Linked DNA regions of Homo sapiens: region 1 is linked to region 2. A link is an interaction called in ENCODE POLR2A ChIA-PET data of the cell type or tissue named here. Cell type or tissue: Caco-2. All regions are shown on one strand. Links, peaks and the distances in the headings refer to the core of each region. The heading gives the core; the rest is flanking DNA.

Region 1 (2,915 bases), core at 210-2,709, 220 kb after region 2:
ATGACTGGAAACAGTGTTATTTGTGGTAGCTATAGGGTAGGTAAGTTTTTCAGCCTGTTTTAGGTTTCTTGACCTAAAATTCCTTCTGCTGGACTCTAAGTCACTATTGGCAGCTATTTCTGACGATTGGTAGTTCTTTGTAACTTTTTACCTATGACTGTAACATTTTTGACTTTCAGAAGAATTTGCTAAAATGTGTTCCCCGGTGGGTTGTTGTTTTTCAACCTAAACCTAGCTGCTTTTTCCAGTCACTTATCCGTATTGGAAGCTCAAAATGCAAATATACAGTAGGCCTAAAATATTGCCTGGTTTGAAAAGTGTTTAAAATATTTGAATCATTTTTATAGTAAACATTTACTCTCATCAGGACCTAGAAGGGGAACATTTTAATTTTTTTCCTTTTCCCTTTTCACAGTCTTCCTTCAACATTCATTACCTTTTTACATATTGGAGTTTTCATCTGTTCACAGTTTATGTTTACAGTGTGTTTATATAGTGTAGATTATAATTACCATACTGAAATATAATTATTTCAGAATTGAGTCAGTGGTGAGAATGAAAGCCATCTGGTATGATAACTGAATCCAATTTTTCTTTTACGGAGAATTTCTTTGAAATGTAGCTTATCTCAGAAATAGGGATTTAGTAACCAATCAGAGTTTTCTTTGTCAAGGTTGTTTTTCTTTTTAAAGTCACATTTGGTCCCAGTAATAATACCCACATTGGTACAAGTCATCTCAGGTTGTGAAGTATTTTCCCAAGTAGCATTTAATTTTATTCTTGCAATAGCCCAAGGAGACTGGCAGGGTGAATGACAGAGAAGGAAACTGAGGTTCAGGTAAAGTGGTTAGCCCAAGGTGGCTCTGCTTATATACACAACTGGTAGTAGAAACCCAGCCTTCTGACTTAGTTCAGTGTTTCTCTTTTCACTGCCCTGTGCTACGTCAGAAACACCATGATTACAAGAGTAGTATTACTAAATCCTTCACAATAAGGTTACTGTCCCCGAGCTTTTCTTATGATTCTTTTTTTTTTTCTTTTTTTGAGATGGAGTCTCACTCTGTCGCCCAGGCTGGAGTACAGTGGCACAATCTCATCTGACTGCAACTTCCGCCTCCCGGGTTCAAGCAATTCTCCTGCCTCAGCCTCCCGAGTAGCCAGGACTACAGGTGCGTGCCACCATGCCTGGTTAATTTTTGTAGTTTTAGCAGAGGCGGGGTTTCCCCATATTGGCTAGGCTGGTCTCAAACTCCTGACCTCAGGTGATCCACCTGCCTCAGACTCCCAAAGTGCTGGGATTACAGTGTGAGCCACCGCACCTGGCCCTTGTGATCCTTTTCTAAAAAGTTAAATATTTAATGAAAAGAACCACATTCTTGTCGCACTACCAGGATACTTGTTCTTTGATGTCCTGCCTGGACTTTACCCAAAAAATCCATTTCAAAAGTTCACATTTAGGGCTAAGTGTAGTGGCTCATACCTGTAATCCCAGCTGAGGCAGGTGGATCATTTGAGGTCAGGACTTCAAGAACAGCCTGGGCAACATGGTGCAACCCCTTCCCTACCAAAAATACAAAAAAATTAGCCAGGCATGGCAGCATGCGCCTGTAGTCCCAGCTACTTGGAAGGCTGAGGCACAAGAATCACTTCAATCCGAGAGGCAGAGGTTGCAGTGAGCCAAGACCACACCACTGCACTCCAGCCTGAGCAGCAGAGTGAGTGAGACTCCATCTCCCCCCAAAAAAAGTTTCACTGGACATAGTAGCTCACACTTGTAATCCCAGCACTTTGGGAAGCCAAAGCAGGAAGACTGCTTGAGGCCAGTCATTCAAGACCAGCATGGGCAACATAGTGAGATCCTGTCTCTATAAAAATTAATTAACATTAAAAATTAAAAAGATGGCCGGGCATGGTGGCTCACTCCTGTAATCCCAGTACTTTGGGAGGCCAAGGCATGGTGGTGCATGCCTTTAGTCCCAGCTACTCGGGAGGCTGAGGCAGGAGAATCACTTGAACCCAGGAGGCAGAGGTTACAGAGAGCTGAGATTGTGCCACTGCACTCCAGCCTGGGTGACAGAGTGAGACTCTGTCTCAAAAAAAGAAAATTAAAAAGACCAGAATAAAGCTAAAGATTTAAAATAGCTGGCAGGTTCCTACCAAAAGTTACCAGCTACCTCTCTGATGCTCTTTCCCTACAATATCCTCCTGGATTATTACATTTTAGCACCTTGACCTATCTGATGTCCTGCATACACAGGCATGGTCCTGCTCAGGGTTTGCCTTCTCTGCTCCCTCTTTCCTGGAATGCTCTTCCCCTAATTGTTGCATAGCGTGTTTCTTTACATTATTAAGCTGTCCTCTAGTCTCACCTCAGTGAAACCTTTCCTGACTCCCCCCATGTACACCTACCCCCTATACATATTACACTACCTGTTTCCCCTTACCCTGCTTATTTTTTCTCTTTAATACACTTATTCCCATATATTCTTTAATTCTGCATCAACTGTCTACCACACTAGAATGTGAGAGCAGGTTTTATTTTGTAAACTGCTGTATTTCTATCTCCTAGAATAGTACTTGAATATAGTAGTAGATACTTAATAAACACTTGTTATATTAGTATAATAAATGAATTACTCTCAGGAATGCCTTGGTTTTGTGGATAGACAGGTAGGGATGGGAACTGGGGTGATGTATTTTCTAAAGTTTTTATTTTTTAAGCTTATTATTATTATTATTTTGAGACAGAGTCTAGCTCTGTCACCCAGGCTGGAGTGCAGCTTATTATTATTATTTTGAGATGGAGTCTAGCTCTGTCACCCAAGCTGGAGTGCAGTGGGGCAATCTTGGCTCACTGCAACCTGCGCCTCCCAGGTTCAAGCGATTCTCCTGCCTCAGCCTCCTGAGTACCTGGG
Region 2 (2,915 bases), core at 132-2,631:
GGTGGCTCACGCATGTAATCCCAGCACTTTGAGAGGTAGAGGTGGGCAGATCACTTGATGTCAGGCGTTTGAGGCCAGTCTGGCCAACATGGTGAAATCCTGTCTCTACTGGAAATGTTGCAGGATTCAGGAGGACGAGAGAGACCTCAGGTTGAAACTAGAATCTTTATTGAGTGCACTCAGGCCCAGCTGACTCAACGTCCAAAAGACTGGGCCCGGAACAAAGACAGCATCTGACTTTTATACATACTTCACAGAAGGTGGTGGGCTAGCTTGAAGCAAGCTTACAGTGGTGTGAAAAGCAGCAATACAGAGGCAGGACAAAGACAGGATTGCACATGACTGTTGCCAAGTAACCCAGATGTCCGTTATCTAGGTTTGTCTGGGCATGGGCTTATCCTATAACCTTCACTATGGTGCCCAGGCAGCTGTAGTTCAGGCCTACTCAGGCTTCTCATGACCTTCGTTGTACTTCTTAGATAAAACAGAATATTTGAAGTCACTGGTTACATGTAGGCGGAAACCTACCCAGGTGCTGAGGCAAGAGACTGAGGGCACAACCTGTTCCAATATAGTAAAGAAAATAGTTAGAATAAGAAAAGTTATATTAGAAGTAGGAAATAGAGCTGGATGCAGTGGCTCCCAGCACTTTGGGAGGCCAAGGTGGGCGGATCACGAGGTCAGGAGATTGAGACCATCCTGGCTAACAGGGTGAAACCCTGTCTCTACTAAAAATACAAAAACAAAAAATTAGCTAGGCATGGTGGCAGGCGCCTGTAGTCCCAGCTACTCAGGAGGCTGAGGCGAGAGAATGGTATGAATCCAGGAGGTGGAGCTTGCAGTGAGCTGAGATCACGCCACTGCACTCCAGCCTGGGCGACAGAGTGAAACTCCATGTCAAAAAAAAAAAAAAAAAGAAAAAGAAATAGGATATAGAGATGATTATATATGGATATTATCAATCATTAGTTTTTAGTATTAATCTCTGTATTATTATTATAACCGAGGAAAGACCAGCCAATACAGAGTCAGGAGCTGAAGGGACATTGTGAGAAGTGAGCAGAAGATAAGAGTGAAAGTCCTCTATCACATCCTGATAAAGGCCGCTTGAGGACACCTTGGTCTAGCGGTAGCGCCAGTGCCTGGGAAGGCACCCGTTACTTAGCGGACCGGGAAAGGGAGTTTCCCTTTCCTTGGGGGAAGTTAGAGAACACTCTGCTCCACCAGCTCTAGTGGGAGGTCTGACATTATCCAGCCCTGCTCGCAGTCATCTGGAGGACTAAACCCCTCCCTGTGGTGCTGTGCTTCAGTGGCCACGCTCCTTTCCACTTTCATGTTCTGCCTGTACACCTGGTTCCTCTTTTAAGTTCCTAGAAGATAGCAGTAGCAGAATTAGTGAAAGTATTAAAGTCTTTGATCTCTCTGATAAGTGCATAGAAAAAATGCTGACATATGTGGTCCTCTCTCTGCTTCTGCTACCACAAAGAAGACCCCCATGTGATTTGCTTGACCTTATCAATCACTTGGGATGACTCACTCTCCTTACCCTGCCCCCTTGCCTTGTATACAATAAATAGCAGCACCTTCAGGCATTCGGGGCCACTACTGGACTCCGTGCATTGATGGTAGTGGCCCCCTGGGCCCAGCTGTCTTTCCTACTATCTCTTAGTCTCGTGTCATATTTTTCTACCGTCTCTCGTCTCTGCACACGAAGAGAACAACCCGCAAGGCCCAGTAGGGCTGGACCCTACAGTTACAGAGAACAGGAATCTATAAACTCATTCCATAAAACAAAGGAAAATTTGTTTTTCTTCTCCTTATGTTGAGGGATTGCTGAGAGAGTCTCCAGAGCACATTAGATAATATTATCAAGACTTTTCCTGGGTCTGGGCTGTGCCCGTTGCTGCCTCTGGGACAAGTCGGCCTAATACATGAAAATTTATTTCTCTTTCTTTTTAATTTTATTTTTCTTTAATTTCCCACCTTAAAACCACAAAAATTAGCCGGGCATGGTGGTGCATGCCTGTAAACCCAGCCACTTGGGAGGCTGAGGTGGGAGAATCTCTTGAAACCTGGAGGCAGAGGCCGCAGTGAGTCAAGATCGTGCCACTGCATTTCAGCCTGAGCAACAGAGTGAGACTCCATCTCAAAAAAAAAAAAGCGGGGGGGAGGAGAGGGGGGGAAGAAAGAAACTTATTTATTTCATTGGAAGACCTGTAAAAGAACAAAGGTCATGAAATATCAGTATGTACATCTAGAATTGCTCCAAAAAGAAACGGAAATGAATGGGGGCTCGGGGTGGGAAGAAGAATGGATTAGTCAGCTATAACTTTGGGTCCAAGGGACCCTGGTGGTATAGTGGGGGTTAACTTTGCAATCACTGACTCAGGTGAGCCTCTTAGTGTTGAGAAGTGAAATCATCCTGTTTCCCTAATGTATAGATCTTACATTTTCCAGACAGCTGATTCTCACTTTCTTCTTCAACCTCCAAAGAACCTCAGCTGACTACCTTGCTTTCTATGTCCCCAGGGGAATAGAAACAATCAGAGGAAACTTCCGTGAGTTCCCAGGACACATCCACCCACCTCCTCCACGTGTAACCACCACCTCTACCTTCCCCTCTGGTGCTGTGGATGAGCCATCCGTGCTCCTGGCAAAGGCCCACCTGCCACTTGGGCACAGGAACCCATCCATCCCTCCTTACCTCTGGTAACTCTCCCTCTCTCTCTCCTGCATCCTTCATATTCTCTGGGTTGTATTCTCTTCCAGCCCCCACCCCCTGCCCACCTCCAGCATGTAAAAGTGCTGTTATTGTTTCCACTTTAAAACAAACCCTAAAAATAAGTAAATAAAATAAACCCTACCCTGACCCCACTTCACTCTATAGTTACCATCTCATTTCCCTTCTTTTAACA

The links. Peaks named below come from ENCODE experiments on the same cell type or tissue, not always from the same donor. Only the 100,000 strongest peaks of a DNase experiment are listed, where the experiment ranks them.
Region 1: POLR2A ChIA-PET joins it to region 2 with 10 read pairs; 11 of 35 experiments call an interaction of 5 or more read pairs at or near these places.

The regions. Positions count from the first base shown.
Region 1 is chr17:43,154,366-43,157,280 of GRCh38, reverse strand. The region is part of intron 1 of LOC101929767 (a long non-coding RNA gene); the gene reads left to right. It also overlaps a transcript of BRCA1 not described here. Among named protein-coding and RNA genes, the nearest start is that of NBR1, 15 kb to the left of the region's middle. In Caco-2, for the core only: no CTCF peak of the experiment used is centred there; a DNase peak (open chromatin) is centred at 1,320.
Region 2 is chr17:43,371,041-43,373,955 of GRCh38, reverse strand. LINC00910 (long intergenic non-protein coding RNA 910) reads left to right here. Exons shown (of 6, transcript NR_027412.1): 5 at 2,530-2,709. LOC105371785 (a long non-coding RNA gene) reads right to left here. Exons shown (of 2, transcript XR_007065761.1): 2 at 147-1,370. Among named protein-coding and RNA genes, the nearest start is that of LINC00910, 16 kb to the left of the region's middle. In Caco-2, for the core only: no CTCF peak of the experiment used is centred there; a DNase peak (open chromatin) is centred at 1,255.